2 separate regions of the Mus musculus genome follow, and region 1 is linked to region 2. A link is a loop called in an ENCODE intact Hi-C map of the cell type or tissue named here. Cell type or tissue: left cerebral cortex. All regions are shown on one strand.

Evidence for each region. Hi-C counts contacts between places; a loop is a spot of excess contacts. Peaks named below come from ENCODE experiments on the same cell type or tissue, not always from the same donor. Only the 100,000 strongest peaks of a DNase experiment are listed, where the experiment ranks them.
Region 1: a loop joins it to region 2, with 2.1 times the contacts of the local background. A loop is called at or near these places in 4 of 42 quality-filtered maps.

Annotation. Positions count from the first base shown.
Region 1 is chr8:71,705,826-71,713,825 of GRCm38, reverse strand. It overlaps Fcho1 (FCH domain only 1), which reads left to right. Exons shown (of 28, transcript NM_028715.3): 15 at 233-411; 16 at 501-525; 17 at 875-926; 18 at 1,262-1,356; 19 at 1,533-1,775; 20 at 2,327-2,433; 21 at 2,534-2,621; 22 at 2,720-2,828; 23 at 3,332-3,487; 24 at 3,700-3,832; 25 at 4,052-4,251; 26 at 4,441-4,496; 27 at 4,736-4,900; 28 at 4,995-5,439. The coding sequence ends at 5,017. Among named protein-coding and RNA genes, the nearest start is that of B3gnt3, 8.0 kb to the right of the region's middle. In left cerebral cortex, CTCF peaks have their summits at 3,926 (motif pointing left) and 5,756 (motif pointing left); DNase peaks (open chromatin) are centred at 2,050, 3,914, 4,500, 5,757 and 1 more place; H3K27ac peaks cover 4,216 bases.
Region 2 is chr8:71,981,403-71,989,402 of GRCm38, reverse strand. Cyp4f18 (cytochrome P450, family 4, subfamily f, polypeptide 18) reads left to right here. Exons shown (of 13, transcript NM_024444.2): 12 at 261-343; 13 at 666-921. The coding sequence ends at 843. Among named protein-coding and RNA genes, the nearest start is that of Gm51535, 19 kb to the left of the region's middle. In left cerebral cortex, CTCF peaks have their summits at 1,111 (motif pointing right) and 4,641; DNase peaks (open chromatin) are centred at 803 and 4,681; H3K4me3 peaks cover 1,011 bases; H3K27ac peaks cover 696 bases.

The DNA.
Region 1 (8,000 bases), 280 kb after region 2:
GAATGTGATCCCAGTCTGTGAGTTCCAGGCCAACCAGGGCTATGTAGAGAGATTCTATTTCAAAATAAAGACAGACAGGCAAGACAGATGGACTTTTCTGGGGGAAAATCCAGGGCAGCATCCTGGAGGAAGGGCACCAGTGTTGTGGTTTAGTGGTTGGGCATACTGTACAGGACCTCTGGGTGGGAGGAATGTGGTCAGATTCAGGGTTGGTTCCTTGACAGCAACCCACATGGGGCTGAGCCCCCACGCTTCTCCTCTAGTGACTCTGATTTTGACGATGAGGAGCCTAGAAAGTTCTATGTTCACATCAAGCCCGCCCCCACCCGCGCCGTGGCCTGCAGCTCTGAGGCTGCAGCTGCCCAGCTCAGGGCCACGGCTGGCAGCCTCATCCTCCCTCCAGGCCCAGGGGTGAGGTGGGGTTGTTAACGTGTGGGCACGGGGGTACAACTGGATGCAGCTGCGCCTAGTGTTGCTTGATTCTTGATTTTGTTCCGCAGGGCACCATGAAACGTCATTCATCACGTGAGTAGCTGGCTGGGTTTGGAAGTGCCTTGGAGGGAACTGAGTAATTCCTTGAATGGCTGTGAGTTAGAGTTAGTTGGAGATGGCTGCTGAGCTGCTCGCCTTTTCTACAAAGCAGCATCATTACACAACGGGAACTGGACTGGCAGCAGGGCCAGACCTAGAGCCAAGCGGGACTCAGGAGCAGGGGCAGGGGCAGGGGCAGAGGCAGGATTTTTCAGCTAGCCTGGGCCACACAGATGCACGGAGCTACCGCCAGCTCAGTCCCTCTGCTGACCTTGGGCCTGTGGCTGACAAATGCCAGCTATGGTCCTAGTGGGACAGAAACTCAAGGCTTTGTCCATCCTAGGGGACACTTCTGGGAAGCCACAGAGACCTCGTTCGGCCCCACGCACTGGCAGGTGGGTCTCACCGGGACATGATGGAGCAGGCAGATGGGCCCCAAGTCCTTGCCTCTAGCTCCCTCACCCTGGCCTAAGGTCCAGCTATTGGACACTTATTAAGTGCCAGCTGTGTACTTGTGCTGTGCTGGCTCTGGGAAGCCTGTAGACAAGGGTCAAAATTCTGGATGCGCGGATGAGTGGGATGTGGCCATGCTGCATAGGCAGGGTCCTGGGGGAAGATGTAACTACTAAACCCGAAAGGCCTAGGATTTGCGGGTGAAGTCACGCGCTGGGAACAGGAACAGCCTGTGGGAAGGTAGCAAGCTCGAACTCGCTCCTGTCGCTGTTCCCAGTTGCGCAGAGAAGCCCCTGGCCTCGGAGGAGCCACTATCCAAGAGCCTCTTTGGGCCGCCGCTGGAGTCCGCCTTCGACCACGATGACTTCACAGGTAGAGGGGGTGTGCACAGCAGGAGGGGCAGAAGGCCATATTGGGTGGGGATTTGGTTGGAATGGGAGTCATGGAGGCTCGACTAGGGGGCAGGGACAGAGTGGAGGGTCTGCGGACATTGGCGGTGACAACTAGGCATGGACTACGGTGACCTCTGACTGTGCCCTCCTTCCTAGGCTCCAGCAGCCTGGGCTTCACATCCAGCCCGTCTCCTTTCTCATCCTCATCTCCGGAGAATGTGGAGGACTCGGGCCTGGATTCTCCGTCACATGCTGCCCCTGGTCCGTCACCTGAGTCCTGGGTCCCCCGGCCAGGCACCCCGCAGAGCCCACCCACCTGCAGGGCACAGCACCCTGAGCCCAGGGGCCTAATGCCCCGTGCACCCTCACCAGGTCCCTGGGGGCCTGAGGGAGGTGCAGGTAAGCTGGAACCCAGCAGGTGTCCCAGGCAAGCTGGGCACAGATGGAGGCCTTCATAGGGGGTACCATCTGATGACCAAGCAAAGGCCCTGAGGCAGGAGGGGGATGTTAAGTTGGTCCCCATGAGGAGGGGGTGAGCTTAAACACCTGTGCTGGAGAAAGTGCGGGTGGATCCTGTGGCCACCAATGGATGGAGATGTCATTGAAGCAGGAAGCCAACTCAGGCAGCTAGCTGGCATGCAAGGGAAAGAATCTGGTTCCTGACAGAGCTAAGGGGGTGGGACATCAGAGTTACCGACAGAGGCACAGCTGATGTGGGGGACTCTGTCACTCTGAAGATGTAGGCTACTGAATCACCAGATCTGTGGCTTACCCACCTCCTAACCCATCAGTCCTTCCTGGTACAGACCCAGTAACAGCACCCTCCCTTACCCATCTGAGCACATCTGGGGCCTAGGGTATTAGCCAGAAACCCTTGAAACATTGTCTCTTCTTGAGGGTTAATACTCTCAACTCCTGGGAGTCTCAGTCCAGCCGTGTCCTTCCTCTAGATTCACTGACGCCGGCTGACCCCACCAGGGAGGGCCTAGCTGCCACACTGAGAAGACCACGGTCCAGGAAAGTGTCCTGCCCACTCACCAGGAGCAATGGGGACCTGGTGGGTGATAGGCTGATGACTCCAGGTTGGGAAGAGGCCAGAAGCTGCCCCTGCAGACAGCTTTGGGTAGCTCACAGCCCCATTCTCTCTTGTCTTCCAGTGCCGGTCGCTCAGCCCATCCCCACTGGGATCCTCTGCCCCCACCATCCCCCCCGATCGGCCTAGCTTCTCCACCCAGATGGGACATGGTTTGTGGGGAACCTTGGAGCCTCGGGCCCCTTCTCTGTCTGGGATGGTGTCTGAGTGGGTGAGGCCTGCCCTGCTTCTGACCCTAACCTTCCCACAGGCATCTCCCGTGGCCCCAGCCCAGTGGTCCTGGGATCTCAGGACGCCCTGCCCGTGGCCACAGCCTTCACTGAGTATGTCCATGCCTATTTCCGTGGCCACAGCCCCAGGTAGGCAGTGATGGCAAGTGTGGGGTCAACCAGAGGGCTTTTGTGTGAGGCTAGCAATCCTGAGGCCATTCTAAGGAGTCCATGGGCACTGAGCCAAAGGGACTTGTAGTAGAAACAGGTCAAGGGTGAACTGGGGGCTCTGAAGCTGGCTTGCCCTCCCTGGGGTTGCCATATGCAAGAGGAGACATTAGCATTAAGCCACAAAGAAGAGTAGAGTGTTAGACTCTACACCCAACCTAGGGATGCTCAGAACACCCAGTTGATTCTAGGTTGGGACTCCTAGTGGCCCAGGAGAAGAGGATCTAGGGATGGTACTTTCATTAGTACTTAAATGTAGGCTGGGTTGGAGAAATTCATCTTGCCAGGCAGGGAAGGAAGAGTAAGAAGTTGGGGAGACAATGCTGAGAATAATCAGAGCCCCACAGGAGCTTTGGCTGCAAGTATAACCAGGAGGGTCCAGTGCCAAGCGGAGCCCTGATCCCATACTGTCCCTGGTTTCCTAGTTGCCTGGCTCGAGTCACCGGGGAGTTAACCATGACCTTCCCTGCGGGCATTGTGCGTGTGTTCAGTGGCACCCCACCACCACCTGTCCTCAGCTTCCGGCTGGTGAACACGGCCCCTGTAGAACACTTCCAGCCCAACGCTGACCTGATCTTCAGGTGCCTTGCATGGGCCGTGGGAGAGGGTCCCAGATGTCAGTGGAGCCAGGGGCCCAGGGCCTTAAATGCCTATAGCGCCCCCTGCTAGTTGCTGTGTGGCATGGGGCAAGTGGCTGTTCCTCTCTGGACCTACTACTGCACCCACAGCAGCCCAGTCTGGAATGGGAGAGCGTCTCCCGAGGGGTGAGGATATTCTGTCCCTGTCTCTACAGTGACCCCTCCCAGAGTGACCCGGAGACCAAAGACTTCTGGCTGAATATGGCGGCGCTGACGGAGGCCCTACAGCACCAGGCTGAGCAGAACCCCACCGCCTCCTACTACAACCTGGTGCTATTGCGGTACCAGGTGGGGCTGCGCGGGGGCGGGGCGAGGGCGGGTTACATAAATAATGCAAATAATAGATAGTGCTGTGTCCTCTGAGCTCTCCTGCTCTCTGCTGGCCACTCGCGGTACTGCGTATGATACTGGTGGTTGCACATTGCTTGGACTAGGCTGGGGGCAGCATAGCCCTTGTGACCGGCCGTGGCTATGTCGCCCAGCCACCTCTGTCTTTTCGTTCCTAAGTTCTCCCGCCCTGGACCTGAGTCAGTGCCCCTGCAAATGAGCGCCCACTGGCAGTGCGGGCCCACACTCACGCGGGTCTCGGTGGAGTACAGCTACCGTGCGGGCGCCACTGCTGTGTCCACGCCACTCACTAATGTCCAGATCCTCCTGCCCGTGGGGGAGCCGGTGACCAGTGTGCGGCTGCAGCCTGCGGCCACCTGGTAAGCCACCCTGCCCAGCTGGGAACATACAAGCCAGCCAACAAGAGCCCTGGGATAGCTGTGCCACGACACACCCCTGCACGGGTGGGGAGACTGAGGCTTGGCTGGGCATGGGTTTGCAAAGGCTACACAGTTAACTGACTGCCAGAGACCTCTCTGTCGAGTCTGACCCAGATTCCTTGCCACCAGGAACACAGAGGAAAAGAGGTTCACGTGGAAGCTTCCAGATGTGTGTGAGGCAGGGGGTGAGTCACAGCTCTGATGAGGGCTGCTGCGTGGGAGAAATCGCGGGTGGGCAGATTGTTAAAACTGGACATAGTTCGTGGGAACTGACGAATTCTAGAGGAGGGTTCTCAGGATACAGGACCACCTGTATCCTGAGCCTGTGACAAAGAGCCTGTGACAGGAGCACATCCTGGACCCGTGGTCTAGGCAAGGGGTATGCGAGGTCTGATTTAGTCGAGGCTGACCCCTCACCCCGTAGGCTCAGGCCACCTGTCAGCCAGTTGGCAGCCGCAGTCGGGGCCCAGCACTCCCAGCCCCGTGGCCGCACAATTCACCAGTGAGGGCGCCACGCTGTCTGGCCTGGACCTGGAGCTGCTAGGTGGTGGCTACCGCATGTCCCTGGTGAAGCGGAGATTCGCTACAGGTAGTTGCTGCCCTTTGGGGCTGGAGAAGCAGGGTGGGGTGGGTAGTCGGGAGGGGGAGCTCACGCAAGCCCCCACGCTGTTTTATCCCCACAGGGATGTACCTCGTCAGCTGCTGAGGTTCCTAGTGCTGGGGACTGCCTGCTCTCCTGCCTCTGCCGGCTCCCCCAGGCTGGACTCCGTGGACAGGAACACCCATTTCAGCCTGGCTCAGCCAACTCCTCCGTCCACAAGCAGGCCCTGGCCTTTAGTATTCTTTAAATAAACAGTTTTCTAACAAAATAAAGAGGAATCCTCTTTCCGGTTCAGACCGGGAAGGATGGGGAGGGGGGAAGGAGGAGCTGATACCTACTGTGCGGTTCATCTCCAGGGCTGTGTGAGCTGCCTATTCCTGCTGACACACAGCTAGGCTACAGGGAGGGAGAAGTAGATGAACCCCTAGAACACTGCTTCTCCACCCTCCTAATGCTGAGACCCTTTAATATACTTACTCATGTTGTGGTGACCCCCCAACCATAAAATTATTTCATTTCTACTTCATAGCTGTGATTTTTGCCGCTGTTGTCAATCATAATGTAAATATCTGATATGCAGGATATCTTATATTTGAGCCCTCCAAAGGGGTAGAAGTAAACTGCTACCTAGAGGGTTCTGAAGTATACATAGGAGTGTATAAACTAGAGAAGGACGGGCACCTGAGGGAGAGCTGGGCTTGGTGAGGAAGCCAGCAGTCAACTCAGGGACAGACAGGGTGGGAAGCAGGATAAAGTTCCTGATAGTCTAGGCTCAGCAGCTGAAAGGCCGGACCTGATTGTCCTCCCAGCACTCAGAGTCAAGGGACCTTGCGCCCTCTTTTGGCCTCCAAGGGCACTGCACTCATGTGGATGTAGGAAGAAGATACATGAATGAAAGTAGAACTAGTTTTAACAAACAAAACATTTCTTGCGAGCCATAGTAACCAGAAGGATGTGAGTGCAACTCGGGTTTATCTGCGACTGGCTGGTCAAGGTTCTGTGGGGAGGCCGAGCACTTGACATATGCACGAGAAGACTGGGTGTGATCCACGTCAGTACTCCAGCTTCCTAGCTTCTACTGGAGAACCAGCAGGTCATGAACCTCAAAGGACCTCAGGGACCTCGGTTCAACCTTACGGCTCTGAAGATCCCTGACCAAGACTGGACTGCAGATCCATAACCTAGAAGCTGGGAGTGTAGCTGAGGGGCAGGGGCGGGGAGGGGTGGAGTGGAAGGAGGACTACTCCTACCCAGAATCCCCCCCGCCACCCTGTGAGGGTCGGGAGGCTCAGGTGGAACACTGCCTAGTGTTATAAATAAGAAAAAGGAAGGCTATGCCTTGAAACCCTCTTGTTCTCTGGCCTTCCCATCTTCCTCTGCTAAGATGGGGTCTGAGTTGCCCTGGACTATCTCATATATTGTTCCATGCCTCAACTTCCCATTTGTAAGGTCCCCTCCTCAGTCTCTGGAAAGTGGGGTCTCAGCAGGGGGATCCCAGCAGGTACCACCAGACCTGTCTTTCCACCCTTCTCATCTGTGTTTGTAGATTGGTGGCTGGACCCTGTTGATGGCCCTACAGACACTACGTGGTAGGTCACCATCAGCATTCCCCCCCACCCCATGCCTGGGGGTCACCATCAGCAGCCTGCAGCACAGGTTTGCACGTGTTTCCCAGCTGTGATGGTTTGTATGTGCTTGGTCCAGAGAGTGGCACTATTGGAAGCAGTTGTGGAGTAGTTGTGTCACTGTGAGTATGGGATTTAAGACCCCCATCCTAGCTACCTGGAAGCCAGTATCTGCTAGCAGCCGTCAGATGAAGATGTAGAACTCTTAGCTCAGCCTGCACCATGCTGCCATGTTCCCAACTTAATGATAATGGACTAAACCTCTGAACCTGTAAGCCAGCCACAATTAAATGTTGTCTTATAAGAGTTGCCTTGGCCATGGTGTCTGTTCAAAGCAATAAAACCCTAACTAAGACAGAAGTTGGTACCAGGGACTAGGGTATTGCTGTGATAGGCCTGACCATGCTTTTGTTTGGAAAAATATGGATTTGGGACCTTTAGATCTGGAAAGCAGTGGAAAATGCTTTAAATAGGGCTTAGTGGGATATCCTAGTAGGAATATGGAAGACTTTGTTACTGAGAGTGATTTGAATTGTGCAGACCTGGCCCAAGAGGTTTCAGTGGAGAATTTGAATGTGTGGCCTAGAGACCATTGTGTGTGTGTGTGTGTGTGTGTGTGTGTGTGTGTGTGTGTGTGTGTGTGTGTGTGTTATCCCAGGAGATAAAAACAAGCAGATCTCTGACTTCAAGGCCAGCCTGAAACAGAGCAAGTTCTAGGTGAAGAAAAGCTTAAATCCAGGCATGGTGGTACACACCTTTAATCCCAGGACACAACCATGCAGATTTCTGAGTTCAAGTTCAATGTCCAGAGCAAGATCCAGGACAGCCAAGCTTAGGCAGTGAAGGAGTTGGAAAAGAGGAAGCTAGTGATAATGTAATAGAACAAGGAAGCCATGTTAGTTAAAGCTCCTACAAGCAGCAGAACTTGGAAACTTCAGCTCTGGCTTTATAGTCAAGAGAGGGAGACTACTGGTACTATTGATGCTGGTTAGCTGAAGCTAAGAAATTAGTGGTGATTAAGAAGAGACCAGCGGGGGCTGGTGAGATGGCTCAGTGGGTAAGAGCACCCGACTGCTGTTCCGAAGGTCCGGAGTTCAAATCCCAGCAACCACATGGTGGCTCACAACCATCTATAACAAAATCTGACACCCTCTTCTGGAGTGTCTGAAGACAGCTACAGTGTACTTACATATAATAAATAAATAAATCTTTAAAAAAAAAAAGAAGAAGAAGAGACCAGCGGGGCTGGCGAGATGGCTCAGCAGGTAAGAGCACTGACTGCTCTTCCAAAGGTCCTGAGTTCAAATCCCAGCAACCACATGGTGGCTCACAACCACCCTTAATGAGACCTGATACCCTCTTCTGGTGTGTCTGAAGACAGCTACAGTGTACTTACATATAATAAATAAACAAATCATTAAAGAAAGAAGGAGGAGGAGAAGGAGAAGGAGGAGAAGGAGAAG
Region 2 (8,000 bases):
TCAGGTATCCCAGGCTAGCCTGGAAGTCCTTACACAGGAGTTGACCCAGAACCCTTGATCCTCCTGCCTCCTGCTGCTGACAGGTTTGCAGCCATCAGTTTTATGCTGGTGCTGGGATGGAATCCAGGGTTTACGACTACTCCTCATTGCATCCCAGGAGGTAGATAAATCAACTCTGACCTTCCATGCACACTGAGGACTCTGCTCTTGGCTACGCTGGCAATTGGTTCTCACCCGCCATGATTCCATGTCCCCTGCAGGTCTATGACCCCTTCCGCTTTGATGCCGACAACGTCAAGGGCAGGTCACCCCTGGCTTTTATTCCCTTCTCGGCTGGGCCCAGGTGAGGCTAGGACTGAGGGGCAGGGGCCTCGGGCTGACTGTGAGGACGGGGGAGTTGGGGTTTTTTGGAGGTTAGCGTTTCCTCCCTACCTCCCTGCACAGAATTGTGCAAAGGTTTGGGAACCAGGGAGGGGAAGGTGAAGAGTCCTCTGTGCTCAGAATCCCGCCCTGGCCTTTTCGGCTATTGATCAAGGCTTGGCTCTGAGGATGTCTACGTCCTTGCGTGGTCCCAGAAACCTCAGACTCGGGCCAGGTTCTAGTGCTGTGTTGGTCCTGGGTAGGGTCTTGGGCACAGTCAGAGTTCCCACCCCGCCCTCCTGCAGGAACTGCATAGGACAGACTTTCGCCATGAGCGAGATGAAAGTAGCTCTGGCGCTGACTCTGCTGCGCTTCCGCGTTCTGCCGGATGACAAGGAGCCCCGCAGGAAGCCGGAGCTGATCCTGCGCGCAGAAGGCGGGCTGTGGCTGAAAGTGGAGCCGCTCAGCGCAGGCGCGCAGTGATCTCTGAGCTGGCGTGGGACTCTCCTATCCATCCACCCACCTGTGCCTTTCCAGGAATAAAATTTTCTTGTCACCTTGTCTGAGCCTCACCAAACATCCAGGTTACATGCCTCATGTGAGCCACAGGGAGCCATGAAAGGTGTTTGAGTGGTAGAGGGATTTAAGGGACATGAAAATTAATATTGTCATTCAGGAGGCAAGGTACACCTGTGAGCGATAATCTGGATAAATCAACTGAAGTGGAATGATCAGTCCTAATCCTTACTGTAGGTGGCGCCATTACTAGGTTTGGGTTCTGGGTTGAATTAAAAAAAAAAAAAAAAAAAAAAAAGACAAGAAAGCGTGGCTCAGATTAGAGGTGGCTCTTCCCACCTCAAATGTTCTAATCAAGAAAATTGCCTTAGAGATGTGCCAAACAGCTTGGGTTTTAGTTAATTACAGATGTAGTCAAATGAAAACCAAGAATGGCCACCATAGCTAGACTACTAACCCTTCCCAAACATTTCCACCAAATGTGAGAGCAAGGACATGAGCTTAGGGGTCATCCTCATTCAAATCGCCACAGTCCCTTACCTTTTGAGGATGTAGCATTACAGCAACTGGGCATGCGAATTAGTCAGGATTCTCTAAAGCCACAAAACAATGGGATGTCTCTATATATTAAGAGGATTTATTGGAATGACTTACAGTCTGTAGTCCTGAGAGGCCAAATCTTTTAAGTTTAGACTCCATTTTAGAGAACCTGACCTAAGTTTCAACTCAGGTCAACTGACAGGCTGGTACCTAGCATTAGTTTCCAAGCTGCCACCAACAAAACCCGAGCCTAGCTCCAGTCTCTAGGCTGATCCCCACAAGACCAGCGTCTCCAGGTTATTCTCCCAACAAACCTACAACCCCAGGTTACAAGCCCACTCCCTGCTCAATGATCACCAATGCAGAGGGAAGCAGAAATTAGGTTTATAATATAGTTCCCAACACCAGCCAATTGTGTTAAAGGCTACAGCAGCTTTCCAATTAGATGCTTGCACACTCCACCCCCTTGCTGCTTACTATTAAGCCTTGCCCCGATAGATATTCAAGGCTCCTCCACCACCAAAACCTTCCTGAGTGACAATGGTGCATTGGAGGGGCCTGAGCTAGCTCGAATAGAATAAAGACCCTGCTGTGATCGGCTTATGTCTGTGTTTTGGGAGTTCAACCCTTCCCTGGCACAACAGTCCAACTAACCTAACAATGGGCAGCTGTGAATGGGAAGTCTAGTTGTTGCTCAGTCCCACAAGGCTAGGTGTTTCAGCTGGTCTTCTCTATAAGCTGGAGTCATGAAGTACACTCCAACAGATGTGCTGGCAAGTAAGTGCAGGCAGGCAAAGAAGGAACGCAGGCATAAATATTTGCAACCTATTTTTAATAAGGGTTTAACCTCTCCTTTAGCCCACCACCCAGCATAGGGAGTGAAAGAGAAAAGTTACTAGAATATGGGGAAGTGGACCTGTTCAGCAATAGTTCTTTGGGGGCAAGCTTAATCTTCTTGGGCAGCAGTTCAGTCCAGTAGCAAACACCAAATATGACCCAGCAGCAGCTGCAGACCAGTCCTCTCGGCAGGCAGACACCAGGCACAAACCACCAGCTACAGTCCAGCCCTTTCAGCAAGCAGACACCAGGCAGCTGTAGTTTAATCCTAAAGAAATCGCCAGGCTTGCCAACTGGCTTAAGGTAAGGCCACAGAAGCACCAAGCTGCCACAGGAACCTCAGGAGCGGTTCTTTGGTGAGTTTCTCTCAATGGCAGTGTCACCACAAGCTGAGCTCAACAATGCTATGTAAAGTGAACATGTGTGTCTTTGGCAAAGAACAGTGAGGCAGAGCAAACCGAATCAAAGCTCAGTGCTCATCTCGCACTGTCTGTGGGGTCATAATTATACTCCGTCATCAAGTGTCCTTTCATGTGACTGCTATAGCCAAACATCCTTTCACCTGTGTGCCCCAGCAAAACATCATTTGGCATAACTGACTTTCTAAAGAACTAGAAGTTTCCACTTCAAAGGAAGCCTCACTTTTCCCCATTGTTCTTATGCAGACTTCCAGCAGAAGGTGAGGCCCAGATTAAAGGAGTGTACCACCATACCTGGACCTAAATTGTTCTTTACTTGGAATTTGCCCTGTCCCAGGGTGACCTTGAACTCAGAGATATGCTTGCCTTTGTCTTCAGGGATTAAAAGCATGTGCCACCTTGCCTGGGCCTAAACTTTTCACGGCTTCAAGATTCAGATCAAAAGTCTGTGTTTTCTAGCCTCGAGATCTGGATCACAGGTGTGCCCTCCATTTCTTGATTGTAGTTCATTCCAGATGTAGTCAAGGTGACAATGAGGAATAGCCATCGCAGCACATAACCAAGGAAAAGGGCATGTCAAAGCCTCTGCATTAGACAGGAAAGCTCACAAGGGCTCATCTGGGGTTCATTTGCCCCCAGGACAGAGGGCTTTGGCCAGTCCAGACTGTAGAGGACAGATGGCCCCTTCCAGCTCTTGCTGTCCCTTTGTTGGCTCCTCTCAGTTCTATCTGTGATTCCTTCTGCCCTCAGAGACCTGCCCATTTCCTCCCTGGGTCTCTGATGTTACATGCTGGCCAGGCATGGCTGACAGCTCTCATTGTATGCCCAGGGCCTTCATGAATGTCATGAGGGTGTGCCCCCCACCCCCCCTAGCTTCAGGATTCTCTGTCTTCATCTCTACACAGAGCATCCAGGACAATCTTGGGGTAGAATGGGGGGGGTCAGAGTCATTCCATTTGACTCCTGAGATTTAAAACTAGACTACTGGGAAGAAAAATATCACCTCTGAAGAGCCAGGGACCTGGAAGATGCTGGCTGCAAGCATAAACTCTGCTGTGTGACTGGGGAAGGTTAATCCCCCTCTCTGTTCTTCAGGTTCCTAATCACATAACAGGGGGTAATAGAACACAATCTTGATGAGTAAGCATTTGGAGCTGTGCCTGGTACATAGTAAGCGCTCAACAAACAGAGCTGTTGTTGCTTCCACTCTTGGGAAGCTTAGGTGGCCATCATAAGCCTGACTCTGCACTTAATAACCTCAAAGGCAGGATCTAGCATTTGTGCTTGCTGACTCAGCTACCTTGGTGGCTCTGCATATAGCACACAGTTTGTAAGTCAATTTATTGCTATTAGTATTTTATACAATTATTATTCATTTTATTTCATTTGGGAGATAGTAATTTAACTGCTTGGTATTTTGTAATATAAAATATTTTTATATGCATTCTCATATATTTATGTGTAGGGATAATCTTTTTGTGCACTGTGTAAATGCTGTCTTTGCTTTATTCAAATGCTGAAATCTATAGCTGCAAAGAGTTGATTGACTACCATCCAGATTTTGGTAACGTTATTTTTATGAAGCATCACCTGCCTCAGTGTTTCATGAACATTCTTTTCCATTGCCTTCTGATTGGTCAGTAAAGAGCTGATCAGCCAGTTACTGGTCAGAAGAGAATAGGGAGGGACTTCTGATTCTAGTGGGGAGGGGTCCCAGAGAGACCAGAGGAGAGGAGGTAGAGCAGGAGGGAGAAGGGCGAGGTGGCCATGAGGCAGAGAATCCAGGAGGAGTTGTGATGAACAGGTCGCCAAGGCATTCACCATGAGGATACACATGGAGCATAGGAAGCCAGGGGGAGACTCAAACTGCAAGTACCATGGGGCCTGCGGCTGGGACATAAATAGCTTAGAGGATTACAGTAGTTCAGAACCTGCCCAGCTTAGGTCTCCAGCTTGTTAATAAAAATACCATAGCCAAACAGTAGATGGAGCTTGGGGACTCTTATTAGGAGGAAGGATTTCAGGCTCTTAAGGGGTTAGGAATTCCACAGGAAGACTAGCAGATTCAAATAACCTGGACCCTTGGAGCTCTCAGAGACTGAACCACCAACCAAAGAACATACACGGGCTAGCCCTCAGTATACCTACACATGTGTAACAGGTGTGCAGCTTGGTCTTCACATGGTTCCCAAAGAACTGGAACAGGGGCTATCTCAAAAGCTGTTGCCTGTATGTGGGACATGTTTTTCTAGCTAGGCTGCCTTGTTTGGCCTCAGTGGGAGAGGAAGCACCTAGCCCTACAGAGACTTGGTGTGCCAGAGTGGAGGAATACACTTCTCTCAGAGGAGAAGGGGAGGAGAGATGTATTGTGGGAAGACTGACCAGGAGGCGGGCAGTGAGTGGATTGTAAAGTGAGTAAGTAAAACAAAACAAAATGGGCTAGAGAGATAGCTCAGTGGTTAAGAGCACCGACGGCTCTTCCGAAGGTCCTGAGTTCAAATTCCAGCAACCACATGGTGGCTCACAACCATCAGTAATGAGATCTGACGCCCTCTTCTGGTGTGTCTGAAGACAGCTACAGTGTACTTATGTATAATAATAAATAAAATCTTTAGGCCAGAGGGTCAATCGGTGCGAGCAGAGGTCCTAAATTCAATTCCCAGCAACCACATGATGGCTCATAACCACCTGTACAGCTACAGTGTAATCATATATATAAAATAAATAAATAAACCTTTAAAACAAAACAAAACAGGTCTCTGTGTCAGTTATTCCCAACCTAAAACAGAAAACCTCCAAGGAATTGCATTTACATTTATGTATTATAAATACATAATAAGGTATTATATATTAGTATATGTCATATAGGACTAGAATAACAAAAAGCCTATTACTAAAATTTCACAAAAATAAGATATATTAAAATAATTGTATTTTTGAGTCATCCCCCAAATAATAGTTTGCTTACATCTCCTAACATCCTACTGTAGGCATTTTCTTTTATTGAAAATATATTTTTCTCATACAATATATCCTGATTACAGTTTCTCCTACCCCAGCTCCTACTGGTTTCTCCCTACCTCCTCTCCCATTCGGATCCAACCCATTTCTATCTCTCATTAGAAAACAAATGGGCCAGGCCGGGCAGTGGTGGCGCACGCCTTTAATCCCAGCACCTGGGAGGCAGAGGCAGGTAGATTTCTGAGTTAGAGGCCAGCCTGGTCTACAAAGTGTAGTTTCCAGGATAGCCAGGGCTATACAGAGAAACCCTGTCTCGAAAAACCAAAAAAAAAAAAAAAAAAACAAAAAAAAAAAAAAGAAAGAAAGAAAGAAAGAAAGAAAGAAAGAAAGAAAGAAAGAAAATAAATGGGCTGTTAAGGGATAATAATAAGATAAAATATAAGAAGATAAAACAAAACCAATACTTTGGAATAGGACAAAACAAACAGACAGAAGGAAAAGAGCCCAAGAAAGGTGTGAGAAACAGATATAGACTCGAGAGATCCACTCGCTCACACATTCAGGAATCCTGTAAAAACCCCAAACCAGAAGCCTGCAAAACCTGTAGGCTGAAAATAAATAAATAAATAAATAAATAGGCAGACAGACAGACAGATAGATAGATAAAACCAATAAAATACAATTTTAAAAAGCCCTGACATGACCTCATGAGACAAGGAACCTCTAAAGATGCCATTGAGTTTGCTTTCTGTTAGCCATCTACTGCTGGGCATGCAGACTATCCATAAGAGAAGTTTGTTTCCCTAGTGAGAAGCCCTTGGAGAAAACTAAGTTTCCACTTACAAGTGACTATCAATTGGAGAACAGCTTCTGGGTTAGGGATGGGGGCATGTGTACACTTCTCCTCTCAGCTCTAGGACCCCTTCTGGTGCAGAGTCCTGCAGGCTGTGAGTCCATACGTCAATCAGACCTGCCATGCTTAGAGGACTCCATGTCGTTCCTGTTCTCCATTCCCTCTGGTTCTTATACTCTTCCTGTCTCCTCTTCAGCAGGTGCCTTAAGTGCCTGGGCTGTTTGGCTGTTGGTCACTCAAGCAATGTTGGGTATGGGTTCAATCTTATGAGGTCGGCCTTAAATCAAATTTGATATTGGTTGGTTATTGCCACAAACTTTTGGCCACCATTTCCCTAGCATATCTTGCAGGCAGGACAGCACTGTAGATCAAAGGGTTTGCAGCTGACTTGGTGTTTATGTGTCTCCCTTGGTAGCTACAGAGTACCTTCTGGTACCAAGAACACTAGCCAGTAGGGGTGAAGGCTCTAGGTAGGCACCAGGTTACTTCATTTTCAATGAGTTAAATAGGTGTTAATTTCAGCAATAGGGCCTTTTTGTCAAGTTGCTGCAGCTATGGGGTTTGTGTGTGCGTGTGTGCATGTGTACAGTGTCCAAGTGCCACATATTGAATGTGATAATTAGAGGGAAACTTTCAGGAGTCAATTCTTTCCTTCCACTGCGGCTGAGGAATTGAATGCAGGTTCTCCCGTTGTGGCTGTGTTCCTTGTTGAACTTAAGACTCTGTTTTCACTCATGGAAGCATTGAATTTCCGGTGCAGTTTCTCTCAAGACTAGGACGTTTGCCCATGCAGTGCTGTTGGTTAAGTGACAATTTATACGGATTTTTGCATGAAATATCCAGTAAGACATAGTAATTTTATTGAAATTAGTGCCATGTAGTTAACCTGTTAAAACTGACTTGTTGTCTGCCTTTGATATCAGTGATGTGTTGGAAGCTTACCAATAAGCAATATGGCTAGGCATGTGACATGAATGCTGTTAACCAAAGGGCAAATCACAAGCAAAATGCCAAAAGCAAACTTAATTAAAAATCTAATTATGTTTGAAATATTGTATCATTATTTATCTTGTGGTAATTTAGTAAGTTTTTTTTAAAGAAAACAATTTTTGTAACTTGATAAATTATAGTTTTGTTTTTTAGAAAAGTTGCTTCTCCATGTGTAACTAGGCAACAAACGGTGTAGATAGTTTTGCAAGGCTCCCGGATGTTTCCATGCAGACATACCATCATCAGAAACTCGGCTGCTGTTCTGCTGCCTCCTCCCTTATTTTTTTACTGTGGTAATTTCCTATGCAAATATCAGAGCATGCAGCTGTCTAGCTGGAGAATTTTTTGAGGGAATGAGATGTTTATATATTAACGACAATTTTTTTTTTGAAAATAAAAAGTGCCTAAAAGATTAAAAAAAAAAAAAAAAAAAAGAATGCAGGTCCTCAGACTTGAGCAACATGCTGCAATCACTTCGATCTCACTGGTCCCAGGCAGCAGGTTTTGTTAGTTTGTTTTTCTGA